Regions from separate parts of the Homo sapiens genome. Here region 1 is linked to region 2. Evidence: read pairs that join two places in POLR2A ChIA-PET (ENCODE). Cell type or tissue: PC-9. All regions are shown on one strand. Links, peaks and the distances in the headings refer to the core of each region. The heading gives the core; the rest is flanking DNA.

What was found. Peaks named below come from ENCODE experiments on the same cell type or tissue, not always from the same donor. Only the 100,000 strongest peaks of a DNase experiment are listed, where the experiment ranks them.
Region 1: POLR2A ChIA-PET joins it to region 2 with 9 read pairs; 1 of 35 experiments calls an interaction of 5 or more read pairs at or near these places.

What each region holds. Positions count from the first base shown.
Region 1 is chr17:50,893,810-50,905,702 of GRCh38, forward strand. LOC105371825 (a long non-coding RNA gene) reads right to left here and starts at 262. Exons shown (of 3, transcript XR_001752940.2): 1 at 99-262. In PC-9, for the core only: a CTCF peak has its summit at 10,906 (motif pointing right); DNase peaks (open chromatin) are centred at 10,242, 10,752, 11,332 and 11,802; H3K4me3 peaks cover 2,006 bases; H3K27ac peaks cover 2,500 bases.
Region 2 is chr17:50,430,349-50,432,848 of GRCh38, forward strand. All of the region lies in intron 1 of ACSF2 (acyl-CoA synthetase family member 2), which reads left to right. Among named protein-coding and RNA genes, the nearest start is that of ACSF2, 5.4 kb to the left of the region's middle. RefSeq lists an enhancer at 902-1,597. In PC-9, for the core only: no CTCF peak of the experiment used is centred there; a DNase peak (open chromatin) is centred at 1,073; H3K4me3 peaks cover 614 bases; H3K27ac peaks cover 468 bases.

The DNA of each region.
Region 1 (11,893 bases), core at 9,394-11,893, 470 kb after region 2:
CATCCCTCTACCAAATGCCTGGCTGGCGCGTCATCCCTGGCTTTGATGGGTACGTTCACTTCCCTAGCGCTGGCTTCCCCTAAGATGGGGGGACTTACCCTCCTGCCTGAGCCCTCATGCTGGCAGATTTGGTTCTTTCCATCTCCCTCTCCGCTGAAGTCTTCTCACCCTCACTGACTCCATGCTGGATCTAGACCTCTGAATGGTCCATCCTAGTGCCTGTCCTGGCTCTCCCAATTCCCCTTTAATCCAAAGGTCTTGGGTTGATCCTTTTTAAAAAGAAATTATTTTATTCTTTAAAACTATATATAAATAATTCATGTTTTTTTTTTTTTTTTTTTTTTTTTTTTTTGTTTTTTGAGACGGAGTCTCGCTCTGTCGCCCAGGCTGGAGTGCAGTGGCGGGATCTCGGCTCACTGCAAGCTCCGCCTCCCGGGTTCACGCCATTCTCCTGCCTCAGCCTCCCGAGTAGCTGGGACTACAGGCGCCCGCCACTACGCCCGGCTAATTTTTTGTATTTTTAGTAGAGACGGGGTTTCACCGTTTTAGCCGGGATGGTCTCGATCTCCTGACCTCGTGATCCGCCCGCCTCGGCCTCCCAAAGTGCTGGGATTACAGGCGTGAGCCACCGCGCCCGGCCATAATTCATGTTTACTATGGAAAAAAGAAATCACTTATAATCTTGCCACTCAGAAATAATCTCTGTTAACATTTTTGTGGTGGGGCATGGTGGCTCATGCCTGTAATCCCAGAATTTTGGGAGGCCAAGGTGGGAGGATTGCTTGAGCCCAGGACTTCAAGACCAGCCTGGGCAACAAAATGAGACTCCATCTCTTCAAAAAATAAAATAAAAAATAAGCCAGGCATGGTGGTGTGCGCCTGTGGTCCCAGCTACTCAGGAGGCTGAGGTGGGAGGATTGCTTGAGCCTAGGAGGTCAAGGCTGCAGTGAGCTGTAATCGCGCCACTGCATTCCAGCCTAGGTAACAGAGCAAGACCTGGTTTCAAACAACAACAACAACAAAAGCACGTTTTTAGGGTATAATCTCTTGGACCTCCCCTCATTCCAGAATTTACCTCTGTGCCCATCTTTGCTGGGACACTTCTGATAGGTGCCCCCGTGGTGTACTGGAAGTATGCAAATGCCACTTCAACTAGTTTTTTTCTTCTAAAGTCAGTAAGATAGGTACCCGGCAAATGTCACTTCTTAGTGAGCATCTACTGCAGGATAAGATGTATTTGCCAGCTTGCATGTGGATCTAGATTGTGGAATCACCTTCCTTGTGGCCTCTGCACATCTACAAATGAGAATGTCTTGCCTGCATTTTTGGAATAGCCTCCTTCTAGTTACGTGGCCTCCAGAGTGAGCAGAACAAGACGCTAACACATCGGATCACTCCTCCGATTGCAACCTTCCGTGGCTTTGCGTCCTGATTTGGGACAGACTCGGGCCACCCGCCTCCTGTGTCTCTTCAGGACGCGAGGCTTGTTTGCCTTTCCAGTTTCTTCGCTTGCCTCCTTACTGGGGGTGTTCATGCTGTAGCCTCATCAGACAATTTGCTCTTCCTAGAATGGGATGACTCTTTGCACCTAAGGATCGTTGTACGGGCTGCTCCAGCTGCCTGGAGTCAGTTTTCCTTCCCCGTTTCTTGTCTGACTAGTATTCCTACTCTTCCTTCAAGGCTTAGTCCAAATATCATCTCCCCTAACTACCCTGCCCCATCTTGTCTACTGTCACTTATGCGCGTCTCCTCTGTGGAGACGTAACAGGCCACTGCTAGACTTTGACTCATTAAAAATCTGTCATCTGTCTCCCTCACCACACTATGAGCTACCTGAGGGCAGATATTGTATTTTTTCTTTATTTAGACAGGGTCTCGCTCTGTCACCCGGGCTGGAGTGCAGTGGCACAATCACGGCTCACTGCAGCCTCAACCTCCTGGGCTCAAGTGATCCTCCTACCTCAGCCTCCCAAGTAGCTGGGATTACAGTCACACAGCACCGCGCCCAGATAATTTTTTTATTTTTTGTAGAGACAGGATTTCGTCATGTTGCCCAGGCTGGCCTAAAACTCATGGGCTCAAGCGATCCACCCATCTTGGCCTCCCAAAGTGCTGCGATTATAGGCGTGAGCCACCATCCCTAGCTAATTTTTGCATTTTTTGTAGAGACAGGGTCTCACCATCTTGCCCAGGCTGGTCTTGAATTCCTGGGCTCAAGCAATTTACCTGCCTCGGCCTCTCAAAGTGCTAGGATTACAGGCGTGAGCCACCACTAGGGATTGTATTTTTTAACACTTTTTTTTCTTCAGCCAGTCACAAAAAATCTGGCCCACAATGCATATTGAGTTCAAGAGGATTTCTTTTTAACTGACTAGAATAAAGGAATAAAAACTATACCTATAGCTGCTCAATGTTATTGTTGCTTCAGAGGTAAGCATTTTTATTAGATCCAGGTACAGAATAAATTTCAAAATTGACTCGGACAACAAGTTTGTACACACCTATGATCTTAATGCTTTACATTATGTAAATTACCTCATGTGAATTACTTAATTTAATCCCATCTCAACCTCACAACAGCCGCATGAGATGAGAGTAATTTTAAGTTATAGATTAGCCAGACTCAGGGATATATCAGGATCTTACAAATAGCAAATAATAGGACCAGAATTTGAACCAAAATCAAAATTATGATCATTTTCTAAACCAAAATGATTAGGATTCAATTGTCTTTAAAGTTTTCTGGGGCCAGGCACAGTGGCTCACCCTGGGAGGCCGAGGCCGGTGGATCCCTTGAGCTCAGGAGTTCGAGATCAGCCTGAGCAGCATAGAGAGAGCCCCGCCTCTACAAAAATATACAAAAATTGGCCGTGTGTGGTGGCACAGACCTGTATTCTCAGCTACTTGGGGGACTGAGGTGGGAGGATCACTTGAGTTGGGGAGGCTGCAGTGAGCTGAGACTGAGCCACTGCCCTCCAGCCTGGGTGACAGAGTGAGACTCTGTCTCAAAAATAAATAGGTAAATAAATAAATAAATAAATAAAGATTTTTGGATGCAGAAATTTGTTTCCAAAAGCAATATCCCTAAACCTGGCCCCTTAGTCGCCTGGTTCCTCATAATTTAGCAGCTGAATAATCACGGGTTCACATCCTTCTCAAAGGGTACTGGGTGTGGTGGCACATTCCTATAATCGCAGCTACTCAGGAGGCTGAGACGGGATGATTGCTTGAGCCCAGGAGTTCGTGCCCAGCTGGGCAACACAGTAAGACCCTGTCTCTTAAAAAAACGTAACTAGGGGACTTATGACCAAATCTTTTCCCTTCCTTCATCTCAACTATGATAAACTTTCTCCAGTCATCTTTCCTCAACTGAACATTTTCTGCATAACTTGGAAAAGTGGTAGATTGTTACCCACAAACAAAGGACTGCTCATCCAGGTAGTATATGGGGTGCACTGATGTCTTGAAGATCTTAACAGAAGGACTCTGATACTGGATGTTCTTTATGTGTAGAAAAGTGCCTTGTTCTACTTAAAGTTCTCATTCACTCAAAAACATTTACAGAGGAGTTAATAATCACAGATAATAACAGTAGCTAACGTTTATTGAGGGCTTAGTATGTGAGAGGCACTGCTCTACCTGCCTTATGAATAGTAACTCATTTAATCCTCAACAACCCTCAGGCAGGAACTATTGTTAAGACAGTCTATAGATGAGCAAACTGAGACAGAGAAGGCAAGTAACTTGCCCAAGGCCACGGAGCCTATGGTATATTGCCTGTCCCTCCATGCACAGGGCTCTCAGCCAGCTTAGGGTAGATGACACAGGCCCCGCCCTCATGGAGCCTAATTGCTCATGTGAGAGAGACATGGAACAAGGAACTTCGGTACTTGGTGCTGGGGACACATACAAGGTGATAAGAGGTATAAGAAAGAAATGTTGGGCCGGGTGTGGTGGCTCACACCTGTAATCCCAGCACTTTGGGAGGCTGAGGAGGGCAGATTTCTTGAGGTCATGAGTTCGAGACCAGCCTGGCCAACATGGTGAAACCCCATCTCTAATAAAAATACAAAAAATTAGCTGGGTATGGTAGCACACACCTGTAGTCCTAGCTACTCAGGAGGCTGAGGCAGGAGAATCGCTTGAACCTGGGAGGCAGAGGTTGCAGTGAGCCGAGATTGCACCACTGCACTCCAGCCTGGGTGACAGAGTGAGACTCCATCTCAAAAAAAAAAAAAAAAAAAAGTTGGACTGCTGGACTGCTAGCTGATGACTTCAGAGGATCAGAGGGGGTGACATTTTAGCTGGATCCTAAAGGATAAGTAGGAGTTCAGTAGGCTGACAAGGGTGGGGTTTGTTGCACAGAGTAACCTTTGCGAAGAGGATAAAACATGTAAAATGTGGAGGTGGAAGAAGAGTAACTTACTTGAAGAACAGTGAGAATTTCTGAGTGATTGGCTCCCAGGGTCCACAGGGGAAGCAGCAGGAAGAAGCCTGGAAAAGCAGGTTGGGCCAAATCATGGAGGGGCTAAAGGAACTGTACATTAGTTGGTGAGAAAGGAAGACTTACTGGAGATATTTAAACAGAGGAGCAGCATGATTACATTTGTGTTATACTTATGAGCAATGGGGAAGATGGACAGGTAGGTGAGAGTTTAAAAAGGAAACCAGAAAATCAATCAAAAGGCAGTTGGAGGCTCACACCTGTAATCCCAACACCTGGGAAGGCCAAGGCAGGAGGATCGCTGGGGTCCAGGAATTTGAGACCAGACTGGGCAACATAGTGAGACCCCATCTCTAAAAAAAAAAAGTTAACCTGGTATGGTGGTGCATGCCTGTGGTCCCAGCTACTCAGGAGGCTGAGATGGGAGGATCGCTTACGCCTGGGAGGTCGAGGTTACAGTGAGCCATGATCACACCAGTGAATTCCAGCCTGGGTGACAGAGCAAGAGCCTATCTCAAAAATAAATAAATAAATAAATAAATAAATAAATAAATAAATAAAAGACAGTTAGAATTAGCTAAGAAACACATAGTCCCCCAAGGAAGGAATTGGTGGGCAAAGTATTTTAAGAAGCAGAATCAATAAAACTCAGTGACCCTAAAGCTTCTCACCTGGGCCTGTGTGAATGGGGAGGACATTAACCTTGGCAGGGAATAAAGGAGGAAGGGCTCATTTGTTCATCTATTTGTTCAACAGACACTTTGTCAGAGCACAGGAACCTGCCTCAGGTACTGGGGCTACAGCGGCGATTCAGACACAGGCCTGCTCTCACAGAGCTCATAGCCTCATGGGCAAGGCAGACAAGTAAACACACTGATTACAAGGCAAAGTAGTGTGTGGGCCGCCCCCTGAGTCAGAGTCTGATGGTGACATCTTGACATCTCACCCTCGCTGGCATGGCCAGCCCTAGAGGCAGCACTGGTTCCTCTGGTCACTCTGCCACCCCCTCACTGAAGAGGTCCACTCTGGCTTCCCCAGGGCACAGGGGAAGAGCCTGATGTGGACATTTGGTGACGGCAGAACTGGAGCCAGGGCACAGCTTCTATGAAGGCAGGGCAGAAACTGGGCCTCCCAGTGGGTGAGCCACGTCAGTGCCCATCTGGGAAATCCAAGAGCCAAATGCTGGTAGAACTGGATAGAAACCCCTAATCAAGGCTGTGGGGGGAACAGAGCCAAGAGTTTATTTTTAATTTATTTTTATTTTTTTAGAGACAGGGTCTCACCCTGTTGCCCAGGTTTAAGCACAGTGGTACAATCGCAGCTCACTGCAGCCTCAAATTCCCAGGCTCAAGCGATCTTCCCACCTCAGCCTCCTAAGTAGCTGGGACTACAGGTGTGCACCACCACACTCAGCTAGTTTTTAAATTTTTTTGTAGAGACAGAGTCTCCCTACGTTGCCCAGGCTGGTCTTGAATTCCTGGGCTCAAGCGATCCTCCCAGCTCCGCCTCCCAGAGTGCTGGGATCAGAGGCATGAGCCACCGTGCTCAACCAAGAACCAAGAGTTTAAAGCTGGGCAGATATGAGACAAGAACAAGCCAGAATATCCAGGGATGATTATCCTAAACCCCAGGGAACTCGCTGTTTTCTCTGATGGCTGGTATGCGCATGGTACTCGGGTTATAGGGGCTGGCAAAGAGGGTCAGAAGTAGCCCTCTAACCAGTGCACTGGTTTCTACATGCTGCAGAGAAGTGGCCCAGTCATCACATCCTTTTCCATCCTCCCAGATAACCCGCATCAGTTCATCTGGGTGTGCTGTGGATTGCAAGGCATGAAGATTGACTATCTGTAATTGTTTCTGCAGGAGGCAAGCTGCAGGAGACGGAGGGAGGTAGAGCGAGGGGCCAAGTACACAGAGAGCAGGGCCTGTGAGGAGAGGATTGTCCCCCACTCTCCCTCTCCAGTTTCCTCTCTTTAGAAAGAAAAAGGAATGGACAGGGTCAGCAGAATCTGGAGGCTGCGTTGAAGCTGCCCGTGCTTCTGAACGAAGCAGCCAGTGCCGCTCGACCATCTGGGACACCGGTGGAATTCAGGGCCCCTCTCAGGACATTCAGGGCATGTGGACAAGGTCAGCCACAGGGTGAGGGAGATGGGTAGAGAAAAAGATAACAGGAAATGAATAAGAAAGGGAGCTGCAAAGAGAAAAAAGAGAGCTGGAGAGGAGTAAAGAGGTGAAGGCCCTGTTTCCTGTCCTTGGATTCTTACAGCTCTGCTCACAGCAGCTTCATTTCACACAGTGGCACCGACAACTGATGTGACCGCTTGGGGAGGCAGTAGTGGCGGGAGAAGGCTGGGTTGGGGACCAACTGGGTATGGCATGAGTTTCTGAACCTGGAGAACCTGAAGCCTGATGATCCCTGATGGGAGATGACAACAGGTGGACTGAGCCACTGAGGGGAGGGAGGCGAGCTGGGAGGGGAGGGGGGGGTTCCACGGCAAGCATGTGAATGAGGACACTGGTGGCTGGAGTCCTGGGAGCACCGCAGTCTCCTTTTGGGGTTGATCGGAGCCCTTGGCAGCTTGGGCAGCAGCCATTCATTGCTGTCTTCATTTTATTAACTTTAATTTGTAACTGGGTTGATCAGCAACTGTTCTTCCTGGAGGGTGTAATTAGGGTTATAAATAAAGTCAAGTGGAGAGTTTGGACAACCAAGGGCTGTGCATTCTGTGCTATACTGAGCCCGGGGCCCCCCACGACACCCTCCCTGGAGGACGCCATTTTCCAGCAATAGGTTTGTTGCCTCATTGACTCAAAGGGAAGGCTGAAGTCGCACAGAACCTCATACTTCATGATTTGGAAGGAGTCAGCGTTGGCAACCTTGATCTTCTAGAAACCAGCCATTTGGGGTATTTCCTGGTGGAGCCTTTTTAATTTAGAGCCCACAGCATTCAATTGATCCCAGATGTCCCAGCTCTTCCTTGAACCATCCAGGTATAGTGCATGCTCCTCCCCACCTACCCCATCCAGGCTGGACCCAAGGTCTCTCAGATCTGACTGCTTCTCTCCACCCCTACTGCCCAGGCTTTAGTTCAAGGACAACTCAGTTTCCCTCTGGATTATTCCTTGGTCCTCCTGGTCTCCCATGGCCCTCTCACTGTCTCCAAAGTAACCATCCTAAAGTACAAATATCTCCTTGTTACAGCACTCCAGGACAACCCCAAACAGCCAGCCCCTCACATCTCTTGCCTTTGCACATGCAGTTTCCTTCTCTTTGAATTTGTGTCTCTCTCTTGCCCTTACACGTCCATCATTGCTTGGTCTGAAATTGGTCCTCTACTCTCTTAAATCCTGTGTGTCAGTGTCATTCTGGATTTGCAGATGCATTTTGGACAGGGATCGTATCTCTGAATTTTTTTTCTCTAAGGTCTATCCCAGATAAGGCCCATATATAGATGTTCTAGGTGATAAGGTTCTAAATGTTCTATGTGATAAAGCTGCTGCTGTATATGTGGCTAAGTGTTGAAACCAACACTCTCCAATAAAACTTTACGTGGCGATGGAAATGTCCCATATCTGCCATGTCCAATATGGTAGCCACTAACAACATGTGGCGATTGAGCATTTCAAATATGACTATTGCAGTGAAGGAACTAAATTCATGGTATTGAATTTTAACTTAAGTAATTTAAATTCAAATAGCCACATCTGGCTAGTGGCTACCATATTGGACAGCACAGGTTTGGCTTAAGCCAACTTGGAATAAGGGTTAGTTAACAAGACTTCCTGCCTGTATCAAATTCAGCACCTCACAGCTATTTTTCAATCTTTGAATAAAATAAATAGCAGTAACAACAATATTTAATCCAGGATTAAATATTGTTTTGATAGCTCAGACTGGGGCAATGTCACAGGCTTATCATCCCAGGCAAACTTTTGATAGTCCAGGGCAATTTCATCTGTTTAAAACATGCTGAGGCTGGCGGTATCTTGCCAGCAAATGCCTTCTAAAGAAGGTGGAACATGGCCGGGTGTGGTGGCTCATGCCTTGTAATCCCAGCACTTTGGGAGGCTGAAGCAGGTGGATCACTTGAGGTCAGGAGTTTGAGACTAGCCTGGCCAACATGGTGAAACCCCATCTCTACTAAAAATGCAAAAATTACCTGGGTATGGTGGTGCATGCCTGTAGTCCCAGCTACTTGGGAGGCTGAGCCAGGAGAATCACTTGAACCTGGGAGCCAGAGGTTGCAGTGCACTGAGATAGCACAGCTGCAACTGCACCCCAGCCTGGGTGATAGAGTGAGGCCCTGTCTCAAAAAAAAAAAAAAAAGAAGAGGAAGAAGGTGGAGCATGATGAACCCAGCTAAGTGAGCTGCTCCAGGCATGAGTAGTGGTATTCCCCAAGCAGGGGAGAATGGTTTCTTAGGTATCCTGAAATGTGAGAGAAATTATATCCCGAGAGTCTTACAGGGAAGATCTGAATTTATCCTAAAAAGGTTATTTATTGGCCCAGCCCTAAAAACTTTAAAACAGGGGTAGAAATAGGACTAGTTCAGCAGATGTGCAGTGCCAGGCTGTTAGGTTTCCTTAACTCTTGCTCCAAGGGTAGATCCTTTCTTCTGCCTGTACTTTCTTGGCAATTAGCAATGTGTCTGAATACAAAAAGAAAGCTTAATCCTTTCTTTCTGGGCAGCTGCATCCTTTGAGTTACGGAAGCCCGGAGCTCTCTGGTGACTGATGGCAAGGTGGAACAATGGGTCAGACAGGGAGGTGAGAGCAGGGGTAGGACACTGACAGCAAAAATACAAAGTTCTCCAGCTCCAGTGCCTACCCCAGTTATCAGCCTGTGCTAATGAAAAGTGACGACTCAGGAAAAGAAACTCTCAGCTGCCTTGGCCTCTAGAAGAAATGGTTTTGATGGGGGTCGGGGAGCAGCAGGCTGGGGAATAGGATGAGGCTGCCAGCATGGCAGTAGCTCTGTTTAAAAACACCCTTGGCCAGGCGCGTGGCTCACGTCTGTAACCCCAGCACTTTGGGAGGCTGAGGTGTGTCAATCACCTGAGGAGTTCGAGACCAGCCTGACCAATATGGTGAAACCCCATCTCTACTAAAAATACAAAAATTAACCGGGCGTGGTGGCATGTACCCGGCACTCAGGAGGCTGAGACAGGAGAATTGCTTGAACCTGGGAGGCAGAGGTTTCAGTGAGCCGAGATCGCATCACTGCACTCCAGCCTAAGCCACAGAGCGAGATTCCGTCTAAAAAACAAACAAACAAAAAAAAAACAAAACAAAAACAAAAACACTCTCACAGGATGGGAAGAGCTAACAAAAGGAAAATAATTATAGCATTTTAGCCAACACTGTATCTGCTTAAACTCACATATAAATAGATCCTTAAGCCCTTCTCTACTCGGCATAGCCACTTTAACCTCATCCATGAGCAGGGACTTTGAGGGGGCAGGAGAATGTTTTCTGGTGAAGCAAAGAACCGCCCCCACAACCAAAGCACCACACAAACTTACGAAAAAAACAAACAACAACAACAACACCAAAAAAACAAACAAACCCTGCTCAGTCCCTGGGGAAGAGAAAAGGCCAGGATATGGAACAGGGAGGGAAGGGCTGCATTCAAAATCCCGTCCTACCCATACATTGTAAAATGGTACAACCACTTTAGGAAACAGTTGGGTGGTTTCTTTAAAAGTGAAACATACACTTACCATGTGACCCAGCAATCCCTCTTCTAGTTACTAATGCGAGAGAAATGAACACATGCATCCACATGATGATTTATATACAAATGTTCATAACTGCTTTACTCATAATAGCTGCCAACTGGAAACAACCCAGATGTCCAAACACAGGTGAATGGCTACACAAACTATAACATATCCATATAATGGAATATATTACTCTGCAATAACAAGGAAAGAACTATGATAGACGCAACAATATGAACGAATCTTGAAATCATTAGGCTGAGGGGGAAAAGTCAGAGGTAAGAGTAGAGTAGAAACTGTATGGTAACGTATACAAAACATGCAAATCTGATCTGTCATGACAGAAAGCAGATTGGTGCTTGCCTGGGGCCAGGGAAGGGGCATGACTGACTCAGAAGGGGCCACAGGGAACCTTTCAGGGTAACGGAAATGTTCTCTACTTTGGTTATTGTGGTAGGTATGCAAACATACAACAGTGCACCTAAAATGGGCACATTTTGTTGTGCGTAAGTTAGACCTCAACAAAGTTGACTTAAGAAATAATTCCTTCCCGAGAGCCTGGCCTACGAGGTGCGGGCAAGCAGAGAGGCCTCCCTCAAGGCACTGGCGATACTGCCAAGCTGGAAAAACGGCTCGCTGGCAGCCTGGAAAAGGCCGTTCTCTGGCTCTTGATCCTTAAAAGGCTGGAATTTCTGGCTGAACAAGAAGGCCTGGGCCCAGTCCCCAGGGGGCAGCTTCTCCTCAGCTCTGGGCAGGGTGCCCGGCCACCCCTCACACAGGTGCTGGCTTGCTGCCCAAACACAGGACCAGGGGGCCTGGGCAGGCCCCCACAGCCCTGCTGGGGGAAGAGGAGGAGACCAGCCCGTAGCCAGCCCAGCCTCAGCCCCAGCAGCCTGTGGCTGGCAGGGCCTCTGCCTACACAGCAAGCTCTCAGAGTGGGGGGATGGGAGCAGCGCCCAGGCACCCACCCAGCTCCCCCAACCCAGAGTGTCACCGGGGACCTTTACCCTGAATGGGGATGGTTTTAACAGCCCCTAGAGAGGGTCAGGGCATCTGTGACAGGACAGGGTCTGAGCCCCGGACTTTCACCTCTCAGCCCAGTGCCCTTTTCCCCGCAGCAGCCTAAGCTCCCAGTGATTCTCTGGGGGAGGGATTTCTGATGGGGCTGGTTCTAAAGAAAAGCTCTCCAGGGCAGGGCCTGTGAAACCCAAGGACTGACTGCTGCGGGGGCTGGATAGCCTTTGGGGACAGAGGAGGGGAGAGGGTGGCAGAACCTAAACAGCTGCGGCCGCTGCTTTGTCCAAGGGCAACCCAGCCTCCCAGGTGTGGCCATCACCTCTGCCTCTGACCTGAGTCTCAGACCAGAGCCAGCTGAGGCCTGGGTGCTCCCTTCAGCCCCTTCTGGTTCTGCAATTCAAGGCCCAGTTAACCCCCTGTGGGGTCATAGAGAAGCTTGCAGAGGGTGAAGCCTGGGACCTGATTCTGCTCACCCTGGACTCTGGCCCAGCCAGTGCCTTCTGGCAACAGGGACCCTCTGGGGTCCCAGGAGCCCTGGAACCTCCTCTGCTCCCTCTGGCTCTGTCTCCTGCCCCACCCCCTTCCCTGTTGCCACCTGCACCTGTTTTTCCAGCCTTGCTCAATCTCTCCAATCCACAGGCTGTTTGTTCCCAGGGGTCGCCTCCCCTTATCTCCCAGGCAGCTGTTGGCCATGGCCTGAAGGTACAGAATT
Region 2 (2,500 bases), core at 1-2,500:
GAGCAGCAGTTACAAGTGGGTTTTTAAAAGAAAAGAAGGCTGGGTGCAGTGGCTCACACCTGTAATCCCGGCACTTTGGGAGGCCGAGGCAGGCAGATCACAAGGTCAGGAGTTCGAGACCAGCCTGGCCAATATGGTGAAACCCTGTCTCTACTAAAAATACAAAATTAGCTGGGCATGGTGGCGGGCGCCTGTAGTTTCAGCTACTTGGGAGGCTGAGGCAGGAGAATCGCTTAAACCCGGGAGGAGAAGGTTGCAGTGAGCCGAGATTGTGCCACTGCACTCCAACCTGGGCGACAGAGCGAGACTCTGTCTCTAAATAAATAAATAAATGAAAAGAAGAGACAGTTCCTAAGTGATTTACCAAGAATGTACATTAAAATGATATAAGCTATTGATTCATTATACTTTGTTCTTTGTATCACAAATTTTGTTAACATGAAAGTAATGGGTAAAGCAGCTAGTTAGGAGCAAAATGCCTTTAAACAATTGTCCCTGGGAAGGAAGGAGCATGACTGAAGTCTCATGTCTCTCTGGGCTTGACACATTTTGCATACATCACATAGCTCAGACAGCTGCTGAGCTATTTTTCTGTTCTTGTGACCAACAGTTTACACACACATGGAAAACTACAAAATGCTGTTTCTATACAAGCGCCTTGTATTAAGCCTGGAAGTGTTATGGGTGGTAACCATAAATAGTTACAAGAAATAGACTCTTCCCATAATTTCCAAAACATGATTTATGAATGATTTGGTAACGATATCCCTATGCATTCCACTGGGGATCCTCCAGTCTAAATGTAACAGTAGAAAATAACTATGAACTTGGCTGCTGGAATCAGTGAATGGTACACATCTGTTTTAGTTACCCTCCTCTGCTTTGAATGCTGTACATTGCTGCAGTGTACTGTGAAGCATGTAAAGGTAATAAAAAGATGAATGAGTTTGTTTTCATTGACAGAGCTGTTTTTCTAGAAGGAGTCTACAGGGGAAGTCCATAGACACACTGATTCAAGGCAGAAAGTTTGCAGTGCCATTAAAGATGTCAATCAAAGCAGGAGGAATCTGGTTTGTGGAAATGGGAGGGGGAGACTTCCCAAAGAGCCTGGGGTTAGAACCTGATCCCTGAAAGGTTAGGTCTGCAGTTTGAAGCCTTTGTACTTCCGTGAAATCTCACTTGTGCTTCAATCGTTGTGAACCCTGGTGCCATCATAGCTTGCTATAATCTCAAACTTCTGGGCTCAAGCATTCCTCCCATCTCAGCCTCCCAAGTAGCTAGGACTACAGGCAAGTGCCACCATACCCAGATCATTTTAAAATTTTTTGTAGAGATGGGGTTATGAAGTATTGCCCAGGTTGGTCTCAAACCCCTGCCTCAAGCCATCCTCCTGCCTTGGCCTCAAGTGCTGGGATTATAGGGGTGAGCTGCTGATCCCGGCCTCTATTTTACTTCAATCTACAGATGAAACTTTGGAGCCAGGCAGATCTGGATTCAAATGAACCACTTTCTAGCTGAGTAGTTTTTTTACTTAAGTTAAACTTGACTTTTTTTTTCTTTCTTTCTTTTTTTGGTGGAGACAAGGTCTCGCTCTGTCACCTAGGCTGAGTGCAGTGGCACGATCACAGCTCACTACAGCCTCGAACTCTTGAGTGATCCTCCTATCTCAGCCTCCCCAGTAGCTGGGACTACAGGCCTGCGTCACTACACCCAACTAATTTTTGTATTTTTTTGTAGAGATGGTGTTTTGCCATGTTGCCCAGGCTGGTCTTGAACTCCTGAGCTTAAGTTACCTGCCTGCCTCAGCCACCTCCCAAAGTGCTGGGATTACAGGTGTGAGCCACACGCCTGGCCTTGACTTTTCTTATGTATAAATAGTGCATTGTGAGGGTTAAATGAGGTCCCATAAGAAAATGCTTAACACACAGTTTGATGCCAAGGACATGTTCATCCCATTGCATGGGTCAGTGAGCAACCTGTCCTAGTGGTGAGCTATTTTACAGGAATGCTTGTGTAATGATGGCTTGGCCCATTCTTACAGTGACCCCAAGGCCCACAGTATAGTAACTGTGTCTGGGGAGTAGGAGGGAGAAGGTTCCAGCAGGGTAAACTACCTAAGCAAAGGTGGGGCTGCTGGAGATGGGTGGACAGGCCTGAGCTTATGCTGAAGATGGGAATAAAGCTGGTCATGCATTCAACAGGCCAACATGCAGGCTGTAATTTCATCTTCTGGGTTGGCCTTGCCATGGGACTGTTCTAATAACGAAGGGTAGGAACAATTCTGCCAGTGCCTCTCCCTTTAGAACTAAACATGTTGTATTTCTAGCTTACAAATCGTGCTTTATAAACCTCAGTGGCATGCATGTATTCCTCCATTTGGGAGTTAGTTGACGGGAAAGCAAATCCCAGTCCTACCAGTCCTAACTTAGTGTGGCTTTAGGCAAGTTACTGAACCTCCGCAGACCTTAGTTTGTTTGTAAAATAGGCTGTTTGGACAAGA